2 separate regions of the Mus musculus genome follow, and region 1 is linked to region 2. Evidence: chromatin loops called from intact Hi-C (ENCODE). Cell type or tissue: left cerebral cortex. All regions are shown on one strand.

Region 1 (5,000 bases), 710 kb before region 2:
TGTTGGGACTTATGTGGATGACTTGTGCATACATTTCTGGGAATGCTATCTTTTACAACAGCGGTTTGCATGGTTAATAATATTGTGATTCACGAGATAGCCATTAATGAAATTTAGGGTGATATTTTGGATGCTTTGGTAGAAGATGTTGATATATCTCATGAAAAGCAACCCCAGTTTTTGCCAGTTGTTCAATCACAAGACATAACAGGAAAAGAGTTTCCAAGTTGAAGGAGGAGGCATGCCTGAAATTGCAAGTGCTGTACTCTGAAAATGGTTTCTTCACAAGGCTGTATTCATAGATCCATGGCATTTGACAAAATATGTTAGGAGCTTGTCCATCAGGTACAAGTGCAATTAGAGGCAATAGATACAGGAGTCTGTCAAACCATGGACATCCCAAACATTTGTTATTTTTTTTAGAAAATGAAAATATGAAAGTGATAACAGATTTTAGAGGTGAGGATCTAATAATTCAACAAATATGATCATTAAAGCCATGGGATTATTTTCCTTTCTTTATTACCTGTATACTTTATAAAACTTGATTTAAAAACTTGCTTTTTTAAAACTACATTTTGTACTGAGAAAGTCACAGAAAATTTGGCTTTATTGTAACTACTCACCCATAAACAGATATCAAGGGTAAGTTCTTCTTCAGGGAATGTTAAATACACCACCTCTAGGACAGAATTTGTGCAGGACAAGACTTTATGAAATAACCATAGGACATAGTTTGTAGATAAATTCTCCAATCGATTAATTTTATTAAATAGATGGTATTTTGTTGGCAGTTTCTGATCGAGATACTTCAGAGAAAAATCGTTAAGGAATCACAAACCACTCCAGTAGGCTGGATGTGAAAGTTTGATCTAACTCAATCTTAAATGGCCATGCAGGAGACTATGTTTGATGTCTGTGAACAGAGGAGTGGAAATGTGTACTTGAGCATATGGTATGGATGCATGGTGGTGTTTAACTCAGCTATAAATAACAGAATTTTAATTTTTAGGGCATAAGGTGAATGCAACAGAAAATTAGTATTTTAACTGATATAATGTCTAACTACAGATATCATAGTTTTCCTCTTTGTGGATAAGAGTATTTACATGTACCTAGACTGTTTACAATGTTTTTAATTATGTGTTTAAAGAATCCCAAATATAATGGTAATGAGATTCTAGCTGTGAGCAGCAATAGTTTTGCTGAGACCCATTCTATGATGTGAACTTTGATAGATAGAAAAGGCTTTGGCGGATATGAATGACTTACATTGTTGTGTAGATTGAGTTCTTAAAAATTTAATGTAATAAAGATGGGATATAAAGTAGTAAATGTAGAGAAAGGGGTCTGCTCAATTCATCCAAAAATGAATGTGACAGCTGGCATTCAATTGTCATTTTCACTAACATATCAAATTTTATGTATCAGGCAGGAATAATGATACATAAAGCAGAAATAGTGAATCAAGATACTCAGAGTGTAAGTGTTACATCAAGCGTAATACTCTGCTATCCAGACTCCAACTCAATTCTGCCTTGCTAAAATTGAAAGAACAATGTGGCTTTGCAGCTTTAAGTTTCCTGGGAAAAGCTTCAGGAGCTCATAAATACAAAGATTATACAGTGGAATCTGATGTACTGGAGCAGTTGAGCAGGTCTTCTTCTAAAGAGCCTTGAATATAACCTCCAACAAAAGGGCTCATTGCAATCCCGGACATAGACTCTCCCAAGTCAAGCAGCCAAAAGAACAAGCCAAAGTTGATCCTCCCCAGAGTAACCAGCCAGATGATTCCTTCTGCCCTTTTCCCTTCAGCCCTGGGCTACAGACAGCATCAGGGACCCACACACCATTCTCATCTCTTCCATAACAGCCAGCAGCACCTCTGGTATCAAAGAACAAGAAACTGTTTTTCTATGCCTCTGTGTAGGCCTGGGGACCTGGAGCCAATTCCAGCAGTTCTGCAGGGGCCTCAAACTGAACCTCCCCAGACCAGACTGGTTTACCATGGCTACTCACATCCTGAAGCCTGCCCAGCAGATGTGTGGGGAGTACCCACTCAGACTTCCTAAGGCCCATCTTGCCCAAATGCCAAAACCCTAGGCCAGACACAGGACACCATTTTTAACCCACAGTTGGGTCTTCCAGGATGCAGTATGTTAGGTCCCTTTTTCTGAGTGCTCCCTATCCTCAGTAATACAGTTAGGACTCCCCTTGAGCTGGATCCCACTTTGGCCCTGTCTCTGGATGTTCTTTTCCTCAGATTTCTCTCCTTTTCCATTCCTGTAATTCTGTCAGACAGGAACAATAATGGGTCAGAGTTTTGACTGTGGGATGAACCCAGTCTACCTAGTTGTTGCCCTGTCTTCCTGCTGGTGGTGGGCTCTATAAGTTCCATCTCTCTAATGTCAGGCCTTTCTTATAAGGTCCCTCTCTTTGATTCCTGAGAGTCTTTCACCTCCCAGGTCTATGGTGCATTCTCGAGGGTCCTTCCAACCCCTTATCTTATGAGGTTGCCTGTTTCATTCTTTCTGCTGGCCCTCAGGTCTTCAGTCATTTTCCCTCACCCAAGACCAGCTCAGATTCACCTGACCCTACAGTCTTTTCTTCACCCCTGTCCACTTTCCCTCCAAGGTCCCGTCAAATCTAAGAAATCAGAATGGCTCCTTTAAAAGGCTTATACTCATTTCATAGGAAGTAGTAAGTTATCATGCATTAAAAAAAAGTGTCTGAGTAGGTAAATGTGTGAGAGTAGTAGGTAAAATGTGAAAGTTAGGGCCTTACGTGAATGACTTGACTCTAAATTTATGGGAAAATTACTTTTTTCACAACAAAAAGATGTACAGTTAGTATTATTGTGATCCCAGACATAGCATTTGATAAAATTTAAGGTGATACTGTGGATCCTATGGGGGAAGATGTTGATATATCACATGAAATGTAACCCCAGCCTTTGCCAATTCTTCAGTCACAAGATATAACAGAAACAGAGTTTTCAAATTAAAGGAGGAGCCATGTGAGAAATACTAAGTGCTCTATTCTGATAATGATTATATCATCAGGCTGTGTGGGTTGATCAATGACTCTTGAAAATATAAATATGACAGGAGGTTGGCCATCAGGAACAAGAGCAGCTTAATTCAAAATACATAGAGGAGTCTGCCAAACAACAAATGTCCCATGCATTTGTTATTTAAAAAAAAAGAAAAACTGAAAAATTTAATTGATTTTATAGGTGAGCATAGAATAATCAATGAATATGAACATTTCAGCCATGGAATTCCTCTCTAAAATTTATTAAATAATACTTGATTGAAGATGATGGAAACAAGTGCTTTTTACTACCTTTTATACTGAGAAAGACAAAGAAAATGTTGCTCTATTGTACATAATTACCACATAAACATATATCAGAGGAAATGGTTTCTATGGAAAATGCTAAATAGTCAAATTCTATGTCAATATTTGAGCAAGAAAAGACATTGTGCAATAACTACCAAATATAATTTATAGATAAATCCTCCAGTCAATTAGTTTTATTATATGGATGGTATTTTGTTGGCAACTTCTTACTGAGATTCTTCAGAGAAAATCTTTAAGGAATCACATACTCCAGTGTGCTGGAAGTGAAAGTTTGATAAAGCTCAATCTAATATGACCATGCAGAAGACTGTATTTGATGTCTGTAAAAGAGGAGTAGAAAAGTGTAGAAGAGCATATGGTTTGGATGGGTTGTGGTACTTAAATCAGATATAAATCTTAGGATTTAAACTTTTAGAGCATCATGTTAATGCAACAGGAAGTTATTATTTTAAGTGATAGACAGCCAAACTATATATATCATGATTTTCAACTTTGTAGAATAGTGTTTGCATAATCAGGTTAGAATGTTGTGAATAAGCTGTTTATGGAACCACAAATATAAAATTAGTTGCACTCTGGCTCTGAAATTCACTAGTTTTGTCATGCACCATGTAATGAAGTGACCTTTGAAAGGTTGAAAGGCTTTGATGTATTTGAATGGATAGGCCTTTAGGTTTCTACTAACATTTTTGCTGTAAGATATTCATATTTGCTTACATTGTTGTTAAGGTTGAGTTCTTTAAAAGATCATGAAGTAAAGATGTAATATATAGTGGACAAAGTAGACAAAATGATTTGCTAGTTTCATCCAAAGATGAAAATGGCAACTGAATTATAGGAGCGATTACACTAAAATATCACGTGCTATGTACCAGCTGTAAATATTGACACATGAAGCAGACCAAATTGAATGAAGATACTGAGAGAGCAGTTGTTAGGTCAAGTGCTATACTCTGATATCAAAATTCAAACTCAATTCAACCATCCTGAAATGGAAAGCATAATTTTGCTTTGCATCTTTAAGTTCTTGCAAAAAAAAGTTTTGGGTATAAGCATAATTCCCACCTTATTTACAAAGCTTATACAACCTCTATAGAAAATTTCACAGATTACAACATTATTTTGGTTTCAGTGGTGCACCTAATGACATGAGAATCAGATACAAGGCAGGTTAGGATGAGGGCACTGGTGTTTGAAAATATGAATATCTTATGACAAAAAGATAGTACAATATTAAAGGCCTAGGAACCACTAATGAACAAGTGGAGAGGGATAAAACTGATATTGGTTATGATATGTAACATGCTAATTTGCTAGGTCTTTCTATACCTAAATGTCAGTAGTGTGTAAATGCCTGCTAACACAGTTACAGTAAACAGCATCATAAAATAAGATGTGTGAACAAGCTGCTCTAGGCCTCTTATCTTAAATTATCTGGTACTTTTATTGTGGGAAATTTAGTCATGAGGGACATAATTGTGAACAAGTAAATTCTAAGGACAATGATTTTGGTAGGTTTAAATCAGGAAAAAAAAAAAGCTTTTTATTCCAAGTGTTTTTGAGGGTGTGTTCTTTTGATGAGAGAAGGGTTACTATTAGAACAGTGAGTATAGATCCAAGAGAGGGACACCCCTGCC
Region 2 (5,000 bases):
TCAATATTTGAGCAAGAAAAGACACTGTACAATAACTACCAAACATAATTTATAGATATATCCTCCAATCAATTAGTTTTATTACATTGATGGTATTTTGTTGGCATCTTCTTTCTGAGATTCTTCAGAGAAAATCTTTAAGGAATCGCAAACTCCAGTATGCTGGATGTGTAACTTTGATATAACTCAATCTAATATGAACATGGAGAAGACTGCATTTGATGTCTGTGAACGGAGGAGTAGAAGAGTGTATATGATCATATGGTTTGGATGGGTCGTGGTGTTTAATTCAGATATAAATCTTAGAATTTAAATTTTTAGAGCATCAGGTGAATGCAACAGGAAGTTATTATTTTAAATGATAGACTTCCAAACTACAGATATCATGATTTTCTACTTTGTAGAGTAGAGGGTTTGCATAATCAGGTTAAAACATTGTGAATAAGTTGTTTATGGAACCACAAATATGAAGTTAATATGACTCTGGCTCTGAACTTCACTAGTTTTGCCATGCACCATATAGTGAAGTGACCTTTGGGAGGTCGAAAAGGCTTTGATGTATTTGAAGGATTAGGTCTTTAGGTTTCTACTAACATTTTGCTGTAAGATATTCATATTTTCTTACATGGTTGTTTAGGTTGAGTTCTTTAAAAGATCATGCAATAGAGATGTGATATATAGTGGACAAAGTAGACAAAATTGTTTGTTAGTTTCACCAAAAGATGAATATGACAACTGGTATTATAGGGCAATTTCACCAAAATATCACATGCTATTTACCAGCCAGTAATATTGACACATGAAGCAGACTGAATGGAATGAAGATACTGAGAGATCAGTTGTTAGGTCAAGTGTAATACTCGGCTATACAAATTCAAACACAATTCAACCATGCTGAAATGGAAAGAATAATTTTGCTTTGTACCTTTAAGTTTTGCGAAAAAGATTTGGGAGTAAGCATAATTCCCACCATATTTACAAAGATTATACAAGCTCTGTAGAAAATTTCACTGATTATAACCTAATATTGGTTCAGTGGTACACCTAATGACATGAGAACCAGATGCAAGGCAGGTTAGGATGGGGCATTTGTGTTTGAAAATATGAATATCTTATGGCAAAAGGTTATTAGAAATCTAAAAAACTAAAAATCACTTATGAATAAGTGTAGAGGGATAAAAGTGATATTGATTGTGATATGTAACATGCTAATTTGCTAGTGATTCCTATACCTAAATATCAGCAATGTGTAAATGCCTGCTGATACAGGTAGAGTAAGCAGGATCATAAAAAAAAAGATATTGTCAAAAAACTGCTCAAGGCCTCTGGTCTTAAATTATCTGGTACTTTTATGGTGGGGAATTTAGTCATTAGGAACACAATTGTGAACAAGTGAATTCTAAGGGCAATGATTGTGGTATGTTTAAATCAGAAAAAAAGCTTCTTATTCTAAGTGTTTTTGAGGGTGTATTCTTTTGATGAGGGAAGGGTTACTATTGGAACTCTGAGTATAGATCCAAGGGAGGGACACAAAGACACTTCCTGCCATTTGAAGATGAAATGAGGACCTAGCTGTAGGCAACACAGCAAAAAGTACTGACCACTTTCCTCTTGTCCACCAGAAAAAATAAGCAGGCAGAAATGTTTCAATGAGGTTTACATATCTAATGCATGCTACTGCTGGCAGTGTTGCTCTAGACTTGGGAAAAGTTAAACATCTTACATTTTACTACCAAAACTCTATAGTATAATAATCACTAATTGAATTTATTGTCCTTTGCCCTTAGGGGTAAAATATTTCCTGTTGAATATAATTCATCCGATTCTTCAAAAAACCAGCGTGCATCAAGGTATCATCATTGAAGATATCAAACAGAAATTAAACCTTTGGTCTCTGAATAATGAGATGAGGTTTAATGGCATTAGTGAATGTGTCCAGCTGCTAATATGTCCCTGCTCTCAGGAAAATCTAATCCAGGAGAACAACAGGAATGTTTGGAAGTACAATAAAGTGTGTTAATTTTCATTTGTTAAATCTCCAATGACAAAATTCAAATTTCAAGTAGTTCGAATTTTATTAGGAAACAAGGTGAAAATCAGATGTTATGAAAGTTTGATTTCACAGAATTATTAGAACTCAGAGTGACGCCCTTTAAAGGCTAATAATCACTTAATAATAAGTCCTAAGTTATCACAGAATTTTTAAAAAAGTTATGGAAATTAAATATGTGACAGTAGAATAAAAAGGTGAAATTGGGGAATGTATTGATGTCTTGAATATAAATTTATGCATAAAGCATCTTTAACAACTGGGGTGCATGGTTAATATTATTGAGATTCAAGGAATAGACACTGAGGAATTTTGGGTATATTGTGTATGCAATAGTGGAAAACCTTGATATATTGCATGAAAATCAACCCTAGACTTTTCCAATCATTCAGTCACATGATATAACAGGAGCAGTGTTTCCATGTTAAAGGAGGAACTAAGATGGAAATGCCAAGAGCTCAATTCTGAAAAATGTTTACCTCACAAGCCTGTACGGTTAGATCAATAACAGTTGACTAAAGAAATATGATAGCAGCTTAATCATCTGGAACAAGTAGAGTAAGAGGGTAAATATATAGAGGAATCTGCCAAAGCATGGGCATCACCTGCATGTTTTTTAAGAAAATCTCAAAATGAAACCTATTTTAGAGGTGAATATAGAACAATTCAATGAATATGAGCATTTGAGCAATGGAATTCCTTTAAAAACATTATTGCCTAATGTTTGATAGAAAATGATTAAAACAACTGCTTTTGTACTACCGTTTGTACTGAGAAAGACAAGGATATTTTGCTCTATTGTACCTACTTACTCCAAAAACAGATATCCGGTAAAGGTCTTCTAAGGGGTATGTTAAATAATCCAACTCTATGTCAATATTGTGCAAGAAAAGGTTTTGTGCAATATCTGCCAGATATAATGTATAGAAATATTATCCGATTAATTAGTATTATTAAATGGATGATAATTGGTTTGAAGCTTTTGATAAAGATTCCTCAGGGGGAAAAAAAAATTAAGCCAGGCAGTGGTGTAGCACACCTTTAATCTCAGAATTTGGGAGGCAGAGTCAGGCATACTACTGAGTTGGAGGCCAGCCTGGTCTACAGAGTGAGTTCCACGAAAGACTGGACAACACAGAGAAGCACTGTATTGAAAAACCAAAAGAAAAATATAAAAATAAATAGAGAAGGAAAAGTAAAAGTCTTTTAGGAATCACAAATATACACAGTAGTATCAATATGAAAATTTTATATAACTCAGTATAAAGAAACCATGCAGAATACTATATTTGATGTCTGTGAACAGAAGAGTAGAATTGTGCATGAGCATATTATATGGTTGAATGGTGGTGTTCAACTCAGAAATAAATACGTTGAGAGTAGAATAATTCAATGAATATGAACATTTAAGCCATGGAATTCCTCTACCAACTTTATCACCTGGTTCTTGATAAAAATTATTAAACAACTGCTTTTATACTACCTTTTATAATGAGAAAGACAAAGAAAATTCTACTCTATTGTGCATACTTACCACATAAACAGATAGTAGAGAAAAGATCTTCTATGGAGAATGCTAAATAGTCAAACTCTATGTCAATATTTGAGCAAGAAAAGACATTGTGCAGTAACTACCAAACATAATTTATAGATAAGCATCCATTGGATTATGTTTATTATATGGATGGCATTTTGTTTGAAGCTTCTTACTGAGATTCTTCAGAGAAAATCGTTAAGGAATCATATACACCATTATGCTGGATGTGAAAGTTTGATATAACTCAATTTAATATGACCATGTGGAAGACTTTATTTGATGTCTGTAAACATGGGAGTACAAAGGTGTACATGAACATATGGTTTGATAGGTTGTGATGTTTAATTCAAATATCAATCATAGAATATCAATTTTTAGAGCATAAGGTGAACGCAAAAGTAAGTTATTATTTTAACTTATTAGACTGCCAAACTACAGATATCATGATTTTCCACTTTGTGGAGCAGAGTGTTTGCATAATCAGGTTAAAATGTTGTGAATAAGTTGTTTATGGAAACACAAATATAAAGATAATTATATTCTGGCTCTGAACTTCATTAATTTTGAGATGCACCATGTAATGAGGTGACCTTTTGGAGGTCGAAAGTCTTTGATATGTATGATTGAATTACATTGTTACTTAGGTGGAGTTCTTAAAATGTTCAAGCATTCAAGATGCGATATATGCAGGACAAAAGATACAAAATGGATTGCTAGGTTCAACCCAAGATGAATGTGACAACTGGCATGATAGGGACAATTTTACTAAAATATCTCATGTTATGTACCAGCTGGTAATAGTGATACATGATGTAGACCCAATAGAATTCAGATACTGAGAGTGCAGTTGTTAGGACAAGTGCTATACTCTGCTATCCAAATTCAAACTCAATTGAACCATTCTGAAAAGGAAAGAAAAAAATTGCTCAGTACCTTTAAGGTCTTGAGAAAAAGCTTAGGGAGCAAAAATAATTCCAACATTATTTATGAAGATTATACAAGATCTGTAGAAAACTTCGGTGATTATGACCTTATATTGGTTTTTGTGGTAAAACAAATGATATGGGACCTAGATGTAACACAGGTTAGGATAAGGGCATTGGTATTTGAAAATGTGAATATATTATGGCAAAAAGTTAGGAGAAATCTAAAGGCCTAAGAAACGCCTATGGACAAGTGGAGAGGGATAAAATTGATATTGGTTCAGATATGTAACATGCTAATTTGCTAGAACACCATATACCTAAATACCAGAAATGTGTAAATGCCTGCTGATACAGTTTCAGTAAACAGTTACATAAGGAAAGATACTATGAACAAGCTCTCTAGGCCTCTTGTCTTAAAATATTTGATTCTTTAATTGTGGGAAATTTAGTCATTAGGAACACAATTGGGAACAAGTAAATTCTAAGG

What was found. Hi-C counts contacts between places; a loop is a spot of excess contacts. Peaks named below come from ENCODE experiments on the same cell type or tissue, not always from the same donor. Only the 100,000 strongest peaks of a DNase experiment are listed, where the experiment ranks them.
Region 1: it touches region 2 in a loop (5-fold over the local background); 11 of 42 quality-filtered maps call a loop at or near these places.

The regions. Positions count from the first base shown.
Region 1 is chr4:113,571,890-113,576,889 of GRCm38, reverse strand. The region is part of intron 42 of Skint5 (selection and upkeep of intraepithelial T cells 5); the gene reads left to right. Among named protein-coding and RNA genes, the nearest start is that of Skint6, 290 kb to the right of the region's middle. In left cerebral cortex, no CTCF peak of the experiment used is centred here; no DNase peak of the experiment used is centred here.
Region 2 is chr4:112,862,510-112,867,509 of GRCm38, reverse strand. It overlaps Skint6 (selection and upkeep of intraepithelial T cells 6), which reads left to right. Exons shown (of 49, transcript NM_001103199.1): 36 at 1,788-1,850. Among named protein-coding and RNA genes, the nearest start is that of Skint10, 90 kb to the right of the region's middle. In left cerebral cortex, no CTCF peak of the experiment used is centred here; no DNase peak of the experiment used is centred here.